Regions from separate parts of the Mus musculus genome. Here region 1 is linked to region 2. Evidence: chromatin loops called from intact Hi-C (ENCODE). Cell type or tissue: gastrocnemius. All regions are shown on one strand. Each heading gives the region's core, and the rest is flanking DNA. Links, peaks and the distances in the headings are about the cores only.

Evidence for each region. Hi-C counts contacts between places; a loop is a spot of excess contacts. Peaks named below come from ENCODE experiments on the same cell type or tissue, not always from the same donor. Only the 100,000 strongest peaks of a DNase experiment are listed, where the experiment ranks them.
Region 1: a loop joins it to region 2, with 5 times the contacts of the local background. A loop is called at or near these places in 21 of 42 quality-filtered maps.

What each region holds. Positions count from the first base shown.
Region 1 is chr4:114,942,470-114,947,839 of GRCm38, reverse strand. Gm40229 (a long non-coding RNA gene) reads left to right here. Exons shown (of 3, transcript XR_868023.1): 3 at 413-1,027. Among named protein-coding and RNA genes, the nearest start is that of Gm40229, 5.7 kb to the left of the region's middle. In gastrocnemius, for the core only: no CTCF peak of the experiment used is centred there; DNase peaks (open chromatin) are centred at 229 and 2,630.
Region 2 is chr4:114,662,677-114,668,046 of GRCm38, reverse strand. All of the region lies in intron 1 of Gm33655 (a long non-coding RNA gene), which reads left to right. Among named protein-coding and RNA genes, the nearest start is that of Gm12829, 15 kb to the left of the region's middle. In gastrocnemius, for the core only: a CTCF peak has its summit at 2,191 (motif pointing left); DNase peaks (open chromatin) are centred at 1,427, 2,175, 2,564 and 3,860; H3K4me3 peaks cover 358 bases.

The DNA.
Region 1 (5,370 bases), core at 213-5,212, 280 kb before region 2:
TGCATACCTGTATTTGAAAACACCCTCATGACACCAAACACAAAAGGACATAGACACGCAACACCAAGCACAGATGTGGCACAAATCTTCCTTTTTTCCCTAACCATATGGGTGCTCTCCCTGGATAAGTGAATGGTCCTCACAATAGGAAATACATGAAGCACTTTGTCAGCTAGCTGGGCACTGGCTGTGTCTAGGCTGCGATTGGTGTAGTTACCAATGTAGTCACAAGGGGGCACCCAGGGTCCATTCTGCGTCTGTCTACCTTCCACTTTCGAGAACAGATCAGTTTCTGTGTATACACAAGCCTGCACCTTCCTCTTCTGGTTCTCTGCACAGAGCTCTGTGGGCCCAACCTTGACTTTTTCCCAGTGTCCCCTGAACAATCATTTTTATCTTCTTCCTGTAACAGGTCACCGAAACAAGGCCTCTTCCAGCAGAACGATGCACCTTACCTAACTGGATTTACTAAGTCCTGATAAACACATGACTCCTACTTAACCCTTCTCTGGGAGCAGCTGTTAACATCTTCAGCCTATCCCAGAATCCTCCAGTGCAGAGTCGCCAGAGTCACTAATACACATTAAAGTAACGGGGTAAATGAGCTTATGCCAAGCCAAAATGCAGGCTGCACCCCAACTGATCAGGTGGAAGAGGTCTCTGGCCTTCCACACTCTCCTGGCTTTTTGTGTCTCAGAGTTACAAATGTCAGTTTCTAAACACAAGGTAGAGGCCGCAGGAGTAGCTCAGTAAGTAAACCACTCACTGTGCATGGCCGAGGACCTGAGTCTGCAGAACCTACACAGAAGCCTAGTGAGACAGCTTGCACACCTGTGATCCCAGCTCTCCGTGGGGAGAAAAGAGATCAAGAGAGAAGAGACCCCCCAAAGCACAAGGACCACAGCATATGCAGCAGTGAACAACAAAGATCGTCTGTATGAAACAAGATAGAGGTGTCCTAGAGTTTCCATTGCTGTGAACAGTCGCCATGACCAAGGCAACTCTTAATAAGGACAACGTTTAATTGGGGCTGCCTGACAAATTCAGAGGTTAAGATTATCATCAAGGTGGGGAGCATGGCAACTTCCAGGCAGGCATGGTGCAGGAGGAGCTGAGAGTTCTACGTCTTGTTCCAAAGGAGAAGGCTGACTTCCAGGCTGCTAGGACGAGGGTCTTAAAGCCGACACCCACGGTGACACACACACTTCCTCCAACAAAGCTGCACCTCCAAATAGTGCCACTCCCTGGGCCAAGCATATTCAAGCCACCCCAGAAGGTAAGGACACATGAGGCTGCTTAGTGAACAACAAAGATAGCCTGTGTGAAACAAGATAGAAGGTAAGGGCACATGACTTGCACACATGTACTGTGGCACACACATCAGCACTCACACACACCACATACACATACAAATGAGTTTAAAGCTTCCCATACAAGGTAGGGACAGGAAGACAGGAAGCCATGAAACCCATGCTTTTCAGATTCCTGGGCAGGAGTGCTCCGTTCTCCTCACTAAGTAGCTCAGACTCCTCTAACAGACACCCCTACAGTTCATTATGACGAGGCCCTGAGCAATTCCAGAAACAAAGGACTGATGCCCTTCCAAAGATGTAGGGTCTGCTGTGTGCATGGGACCAGCACACCATGGGGCACGCAGCAGCAGACCCAGTGCAGGGAGAGGTTGTGAGGAACTTTCTAGAGAAATGGAAGGAGAAGGAGGAAGAGTTGAGGAACGAGCATTGTATCTGCTTGGTTAATCCTCATAGACGCAGCCTGCGCGTCTGTGGTCTGAAACCCTAACCACCGGTCCAGAGTGATTTTTATTGATGTAAGCAGAGGACAAGCTTGAGACTCACAGGCCAAAAGCAACCTGGGATATTTGGTTTCTATGGCTTCACAATAAAACACCTGCTTATTACCTCGAGTTCGGCAGGTCAGAAGTTTGGGAAGAGTCAGCTGGGTTCCCATCGTGCTGTCAGAAGTCTAAGATCAAGAAGTCAGCTGGTCCAGGCTCTTCCTGGAGGCTGTGGAAAATTCACCTCCAAGCTCCTTCCTTACGACTGAAGGGCAGAGGACCTCATTTCCTTGCCTACTGCTGCTCATCAGGGTCCTTGGCTCTGAAGACTGCTCTAGGGACTTTTCCACATGTCCTTCCATCTTCAACACAGCCAAGGAGGCAGGATCTTTCTTGTGGTTTGCATCTGTTATCTCTGTTGCCAAATGGACAGAGTTGACTTAAACGACTCAGGTGACAACAATGGCTTTGACTAAGTATCCTCGCATCTTATGTCGTCTGGTCAGTTCCTCAGCTGCAGCTGTTAAATCTCCTTTACCTTGTAGTTCATGAAGGAGGGAATTATCTTCGGGTGGCGGTCAGAACTCTGCCCAGAGGGCCTTTACCCTCATGCAGCCTTGTCCCCTTTGAGCATGTGATTTGGCTTTATAGCAAAGGGTCAATTATCAGACTGTGGCCAATCAAGTTGTAAGAGCCCGTTAAAAAAAAAAAAAGTTTCTCTGGCTGGCAGGAGAGAAGAAAGGCAAAGAGGCCCAGGCATGGGAAGCACGTGTCCTGCAGTTGCTTGCTTTGAGGATAGAGACGGCCTTGTGCCAGGGAGGGAGAAAGTCTGGCAACTGGAGTGGCCTGAAGTTGACAGCGAAGACTCAGGGGTTGGCAAGGCCGTGCCTCCAAGGAACTGAATTCTGCTAGTTGGATGAGCCTGGTTGTGGATTCTTCCTCAGAGCTTCCAGATAAAAGCCTGCCTCTGGGTTCCAGTGAGCAGAATCCTGCTGAACTTACCCAAACTCTGACAGGCAGAGCTGAGAGGAACGAAACAGTGCTGTTCAGAGCTGCTAGCTGGGGGAAATTTGTTGTTCAACAATAGACAACTACTACACCAGGCAGGGCATGGCGATCTCTGATTACCATATACAGCTCTCCCCCCCCTCCCCCCCCCGACTTTTACTTTTGTCTGTTTAAAAGTAAGTTTCGATGTAAATGAAATAAATACCTAATAAAAAAACAAAATAAAAAAAGTAAGTTTCATGTGAAGTTTATTTGGCCTTTAAAACATACTAAATTTTAAAATGTGTCTATTTTTAAGTATTCTTGGCTATTTCTTCTTTTATTCTTTTGTGCCATATAGTTTTTATGTTTTATATTTTTGTTTTATTTTTTTATAGTTTTGACAGATTCAGTTTCTTACTGAGCCTCTGTGAGGATATTAACAAAAATTTTAAAGTCTGTTTTTAGTTCTTTTCTGCTTCTCGTATTGTTTCCTGAGGTCATTGGAGATGTTTGTCTTTCCCTGGGTTTAGAGGCATCCCTCCAATAACCTTTGCTAGTTCACACCCACGTGTAAAGGGCATGGGCTGCTCACTGCACTTCCTGTCAGCCACTAGACAACTTCCTTCACTCTCTCCACCCATGGGGTCTCCTATGGACATTCACCTTCCACAGAAGCCTGCAGCCTCTCCCTCTGGAGAGCCCATACAGGTATTTTGCTGTTCTGTGAAGAGTGAGAAAACAGACTTCCCAGGACCCACTGTTAATTCAAGCAGCACTCTGGGAAAGCAACTTGGAGAAAGAAAAGATTTATTTGGTCCACACTTCTAGTGACAGTCCATTATTGAGGGATGTCAGGGCAGGAACTCAAGCTGGAACCACAGAGGAATATTGCTTGCTGGCTAGCTTGCTCACAGGTTCATTCTTAGCTAGCTAGCTTGCTTTCGCCTTCCCTCCCTCCTCTCTCACTATCTGTCTCTCTGCCTCTCTCTCTCTCTGTGTCTCCCTGTCTCTGTCTCTGTCTATCTCTTTCTCTCTTCCTTTCTTTCTGAGACAGGGTTTCTTGGTGTGGCCCTGGCTATCCTGGAACTCACTCTGTAGACCAGTCTAGCCTTAAACTTGAAGATGTGCCTGCCTCTGCCTCCCAAGTGCTGGGATTAAAGATGTGTGTCACCACTGCCCAGTGACATTGTTTCTTTGGAGTCATCCATTAGTTTTCTCTAGTCCACAACGGAAGTTTTGGTATCTGCAAACTCTGGTGCTCATCACTCTAAGCTAATGTTTTAGGATCCTCTCCAGCCCCAAACACAGGTGCACTCTTAGGTCTTCCTCGTCTCTGAGCTGTGATGGACAGCTCACCTACACGTCTTCCTAAAGCCTTCCTCACTACCCCACCCCCCAGCTCTGCTTGAACGTCTAAAGGATGGGAGCTTGGTATGACCAGCATGATCATAGAGTAGGTCAGATTCCTCTCCCTCATCTCAATTAACAATAGAGTTTAAAAAAATAAATAAAAAGACAGTAGATTTACAGGTCACTCATCATTTCCCCTCACTTACTGTGGTCCATCTCATCTCAACTTCAGTATGAAGCCACAGGCAGCTGCTGTTATCCTCCTTCACACAATAGGCAAGCAGAGTTTTGTGGGGTTATTTAGAGGCCCCCCAATGACAGTAGCAGCTGAAAGGTGACCAACCTAAAGAGTACCTGATGCGAAAGGCTGGGAATTTGAAATGGACTTGCAAGGTCTGCTTGAAGTCTCTTCATCTCTTCCAGGAAGCCTCTTCTAATCCTGTTTGCTTCCTGTTCTAAACTTTCACAGAAAACCAAATTAACATGGGTTTGACCTTCTGGGACATTATTTGTTTTCATACCATGAAGGCCAGAAGCCATGTCCAGGCCCCGTGCAGTAGCCGAGGGACAAGGACTGTGGCTCTCTCATTGTACCTCACTGTGTGAGTCCAACTTTTTGTTGAGAGTCCAATGTGAATGAGAAAAAGTTTAAAAGGAGGCGAGGTTTACTTTGGCCCAGAAGAGCTCTGAGAGGCAGTCTGGCTCTACTGAAGTGTAATATGGGCAGTTAGTTTCCTCCTCTTTTGCCCAATGAAAGGGCCTCCTAGTTCCTTTCGGCGGAGAGGCTGGGGCAGTAAGGAAGTGCGGGATGCTCAGCTGTGAGCAGGCTCTGGATTGCCCTCGCCAAGTCCAGATTTTGCCTCCAGCCATTGGTGTCGGGATTTGCCAAACAAACCTAATCACTTAATGAGAAACGAAAATGGTGCCTGGTCCCTCCACTAAATTGCCCCTTTGAAAACAACACACAGGAGATTTATAGTAATCGCTATAATTACCTCATAAAACCCAGAGTTTGAAGACTGACACGCCTCATTTCTGGGAGGAATTTAGAGGCAACAAATTAAGGCAAAGAGTTCTTGGCCTGCTTTGTCCTTGGCTCCCTGGAACCCAGGGCTCTTCCCACAGAGTTCCTGACCCCAGCCAAATATTGTTCCAAACTGCAGGCAGGGCTTTTTTTTTTCCTCCCAGGCTTGTTCCTCCCCTTTTCAATTGGTGCTCTCAAACGAAGGTGAACC
Region 2 (5,370 bases), core at 266-5,265:
AGCAACCTGCTGAGGGTCCAGGATGATGATCACAGAGAAGATCCCTCTCCTGAGACCTTGCTGCCCCAGGTGGTTAGGGTGTGGTGCCCTGAGCCCCCTTCATCCCATGTATCTGGGATTCCAGAAATGTGGCCAACATGCTCCCCCCTTCACACCCCCCCCCCCGCCCTGAAGGGCTGCCATTTGGAATGCATTTGCAGACACATGGATTGTTTTTAAGTTAATGCTTTTTAATTCACTCTGTTTCCCAGTTGTCGTTTTTTTATTGAAAAGGCGGATTCTGCCGGTGTGTGTTCCTTGCAGGGGCTGTGTGTGTGTGTGTGTGTGTGTGTGTGTGTACACGCGCGTGCGAGTGTGTGGCGGTTGTTTGCTGCATGGCAGAGATCTGATGAGAGAGGCAATGATAGACAAAGGCTCAAGAGGACAGTGGAAAACAGAGTCAGAGCAAAACAGCAACGGAGGTGAGAGGAACACAGCAGCAACACAAATGCTCTGGAATCCAGCAAGTAAAGGCTCAGCAGGGTGGGCTCAAGAGTCCAGGGCAAGGGAAGGAGGGAACTGCAGCCAACACCCCCACCTCAACTAAGACCTTTGAGGTTGTGGTGGCTTCCCTCGGGCTATCGGGGGGTTTACGGGTCAAAGTCCTAAGGGTTGAACAGGTCTCAGATAGGGCTGGAGGGACAAGCCTCGGATCAGAGAGCAAAGGCCCAGGCCTGGTTGAGGCCAAAACTCTCCCTTCCTGCCCGCCCCCCCCCCCCCCCTGCAGTCAGACTCTCTGACTTCGAGCAGAACCTGAATCCTGCGCCCTGGCCATTGAGCGGCGCCCTTGCTTAACATCTCTACGCCTAGGCTCTGCCACCTGTAGGTGAGAAACGCTGATGGCCGGTTCCTGCGGAACAGGACAGCTTGGGAGTTCAGTGTGTGACAGACACCTTTGCTGCACAGCGCAGCTGCAGCCATAACTTCAGGGATCCTTCTGGACCTGCAATGGCTACGGGAGCCAGGTGCTGGTGCTATCCTCCTTCATAGCAGAACAACCCTGTCGCCCCTACTCCCGCCTCTACCCATCTGCACACGGCTTCCCGAACCTGTCTCAGAGGCCTCTCCAGATGCACCGCGTTGGAGACACAAAAACTGTTGTTGGCCCGCACGTGGCGGCCGCGTAGACCCTGGGGCGCACATAGCCAGGCGACTGGGCGTCAGGATCAAGGGCGGCCCTAGCCGGGTGGAGAGGGCTGACGTGAAGAGCAGCGGCTCCGGGCTGCCTGGCTCTCGCGCTGGGAGCCGGCAAGCTTTGAAAACCCTGGGCAATTAGCACTAATTACATGTGTGCAAACAGCCTTAGTTCAGGGCGCGGGCTGGGGCCCACCTGACTCGGCCATCCACCGCATTGGCCCAGCTGTTGAGCAAGGGCTCGGGGAGGGCGCAGGAGACCCCATGGGACCCCGGGTGCTGGTGCCCCCTGGACCACAGACTTGAGAGGCAGCCCAGGAATCTCCGTGTGGCGGCATGTAGACCAGCTAGAGGCTGAAAGCATATCTGAGGTCCGAACACTCCTGCTTGCTCCCTGAGCATGCTGGCCTGGTGGAGTTTGGCTGCGCATTCCGGCGCTTTGGTGGCCTCTTAAGCACCACCCAAGCGGATGACGCGGGACCAGGAAGGTAGTCTAGAGCCTGAGTCCGGAGATCAGCCCAACTATACGTGGATGAACCACTGGACTCGCAAAGGAGTTTTCCGAACCTTAGTTTGCATGCGCATAAAATGGGAACCCAAGGGGCTTCAGATAAAGTTAAAAGGGGTGGGGGGGGGGTGGAGAGGGGAAGAATAGGCTTCACTTTTTACAGTTTGTAAGGCAAGCCTGAACTGAGATCTCCGTCTGTGGACTGGGGAGCATTTGGCGGCTGTGTTGGCCGGGAGGCAAGGGAGAGATTTTATTTCCACCATTGTAGATGAAGGTCAGAGAGGTCAAACAACGCGGGAAGCAGTGTGTTGTTTGGACATCATATTTCCAGCCCAGACTCTGCCTCTCTCTCACTCTGCCATCCCTCTTGGATTCTCCAGGTTTCCAGGCACTTCTCTGAGTTTGGCGAAGCCTGGAAACTGCTGTCTGGGCACAGCTCCTGGAGCGAGAGGGAAAATGGCACGCTGGCAGGTCGGTTGAGCTGGCTCGCTACGGGGCCATGGCGCCCTCTTGCGTTCTCAGCGATAGCTGCACCAGGCTCAAGGTCGGACACTCTAGGTCTGGTCTGTCTTGGATAAGGGAGGCATCAAAAGCCTGCTGCCTGTTTGCCACATGCATTCCGGACAGCTTAAGTAGGAAGAGTAGAAGGATATACACTTAGCATGCTACAAAGCATGGCGCACACTGGGTCAGAGCATCTGGTACCACTTTGTTTTCCTATACCTCTACCTGTGATCTTGAATTTTACAGGTGTACGGTGAGGCTGATAGAGCAGGGTTGATTTCCCACTATACAAACAGAACAGCTAAGGCCCAGCTGGGCAAGCCGCTAGTGAGTAGTGGAGCCTCGAGCCGGTCTGATCAGCTGCCCCTTCTAATGTTCCCTTGGGCTAGGATTCAGACATCAAATTCTGGAATGAGTCCAGTCGGGTCTTGGTGGCAAGACCTCCGGCAAACCAGAGTTGGTAGTGGTGCCTGGGGATTGCTAGGGATGGAGCGGTTCGATGAATCTAGATAGGACTTCCTGAGAACGGACTGACATCCTGGTACTTTCCTGGAAGCAAGATGTCTTAAACAGGAAAGCGGCCCTTGCTGAGGGAACTTGCTGAGGGGAGGGGGTCGCTGGGAATTGAGGATTACACCCCAGGCCCCCCATGGCTGTCTGTAAACCAGGAACCTCAGGGCTGAGACAGCTGCTATGCGGTGAGCAGAACTGGTTAATGGTGTCTCAATGAAGCTTCAGTTAGGGCCTTAAACAAGTCTTTTGAGGCCTTGTCCTTCTTGAAGATAGGGACACATCAGCTCTAAGCCAGTAGCCACTAGGTAAACACACACACACACACACACACACACACACACACACACACACACACACACACACAGAGCTTTCACAGATGAGAGTGAGGATGCTCAGGAAATGGGGGTTGTCTTGGTGAGCCATGACAGTGAAGGATATGGTAGGTTCTTGTTCTGTGGGGGATAAGACTCAACAGGGTCAGGGTGAAGGGCTCTCAGGGACCTTTAGTGGTGACACAATGGAAAGAACTTAGGAGCTTGGGGCTGGAGCAGTGGCTCAGTGCTTACGAGCATTTGCTGCTTATAGAGAACAGAGTTTGGCTCCCAGGACCCAGGTTGAGCAGCTCACAACCATCTGTAACTCTAGATCTGGGGGAGAGGTTCTTAACCTGTCGGTCACAATCTCCTTAGGATTACATATCAGATATCCTGCATATCAGATCTTTACATCACGACTCATAACAGCTGCAAACTTACAGTTATGAAAGTAGCCACAAAAATAATCTGATGGTTGGGGGGGAGGGGGAGATCACCTGGCATGAGGAACTGTATTAAAGGGTCACAGCATTAGGAAGGGTGAGAACCATTTGGGGATCCTGTGTCCTTTTCTGGCCTCCGTGGGCATCCACACATGAATTATACAAACATGCACAAATATAATATTTTTAAAAAGCTTAAAAAATTTTAATAAGATAAAGGGCCAACCCTGCCCCCCACCTTAAGCCAGGAGTGTGGGACTGAAGAAGCCTTGTGGCTCCCTTATCTAGAGCCGCAGACTTCCCTATGAGCCTTGCCGGTACTTGCTGAGTCCCTTGCTGTAGTGGAGTCAGCAGATGAGAGAGGCAGGCTAGAGAGCTGGAAGCTCTCACATGATCCACGTGCTGCTGCCTAGGCTGGGTGCCCAGCTTTGAGAGGCAGGACTCTAACCCTCCCAAGGCGCCCTCTGAGGCTCCTCAACCCACCAGCAGCAAATTCAGAGCACACCGATAGGCTGCAGTAACTCTTATTCTGTTCAGTTTCAGAGAATGAGCTGTGTCCTTTCCTTCAACATCAGTGGATGCAGTGGAGGACTGGGTGGTACCTCCAAACTCCAGCTTTCTCTCTACTGACTTAGAACAGTGGCTCTCAACCTTCCTAATGCTGCAACACTTTAACTTAGTTCTTCATGTTATGGTGACCCCAACCATAAAATTGTTTTTGTTGTTGTTGTTGTTGCTACTTCATAACTGTAATTTTGTTACGATTAAATTCTAATGTTAAATATCTGATGTGGGATGCTGGGGGGTCTCGACCCACAGGTTGAGAACCACTGGCTTAGCATCTGCTCTCTCCATTTGTAGTTAGGCAGACTTCTCAGTGGAGTTGAGAAGTAGGGGCTACGGCTTGACAGGCAGAGCTTGGAGGCAAAATAGGCCCCGAAATGGGTTGCAAATCTACTTGTTAGGGACTTGGGGTTCTACCACAACCCTCTCCTCCTGATACACAGCTTAGGGCTGGGGGCTGGAGTGGGTGTCTCTAACAGTAGTCATTCAAAGGAATGGGCTTGTGCCAGCCAGGAGAGGCTCTGGCCTGATAGTGCTAGGCCCAGGCAGTTGCAAACTTCTTGAGATGGTGCAGAGGCAGAGCACTGTGGCCTCAGCAGCTGCTGCCTTTCCTGCCTTGATTTCTCCATCTGAGGAATTTTTGGCATGTGTTTGCTATTTCCCTGACCTTCCCAAGCTGCCAGCAGGATAATATATGGAAATTGCTTTGACCTCCTGAGAAAAGAGGGTCTCCAGGAATAGAAAGTTCAGCCGCTAATCCTGTCCCCCCAGACTTGCCACTAATGCCTGTTTCCGATGTCAGCCTGGCAGGTTGAGTTTAGCCAACGAAAGAACAACTTAGAGGGATGATGGTTTTTCTAATGGCCCCGGTTCTCCAAACACACACACACACACACACACACACACACACACAGTGTGCACACACAATGCACATACTGCATACACACATATAACGCACACATACAATGGACACACACAATGCATACACACACATACATACACACACACATACAATGCACACACACAAGGCATGCACAAAAATGCACACACACAATGTATGCACACACAATGCACACACACACAATGCATACACACACACACTCACACACACAATGCACCCACACACGATGCATATGCACACAGTCTGGTCACAGACCCACTCTCATACCCTGCTTCTCTGTGAACCTCACTCACACGCATGACTCCTGTAGAGCTGTCATAATTGCAGAGAATGATTAGAACTAAGATTTGCACAGTGGCCGGCTGCCATGGAGTGGTTCCACCCTGCACTTTCCTTTCATCCTCACACTGACCTGAGAGGAAGGGATTATTGCTATTGTTAACTGAGACT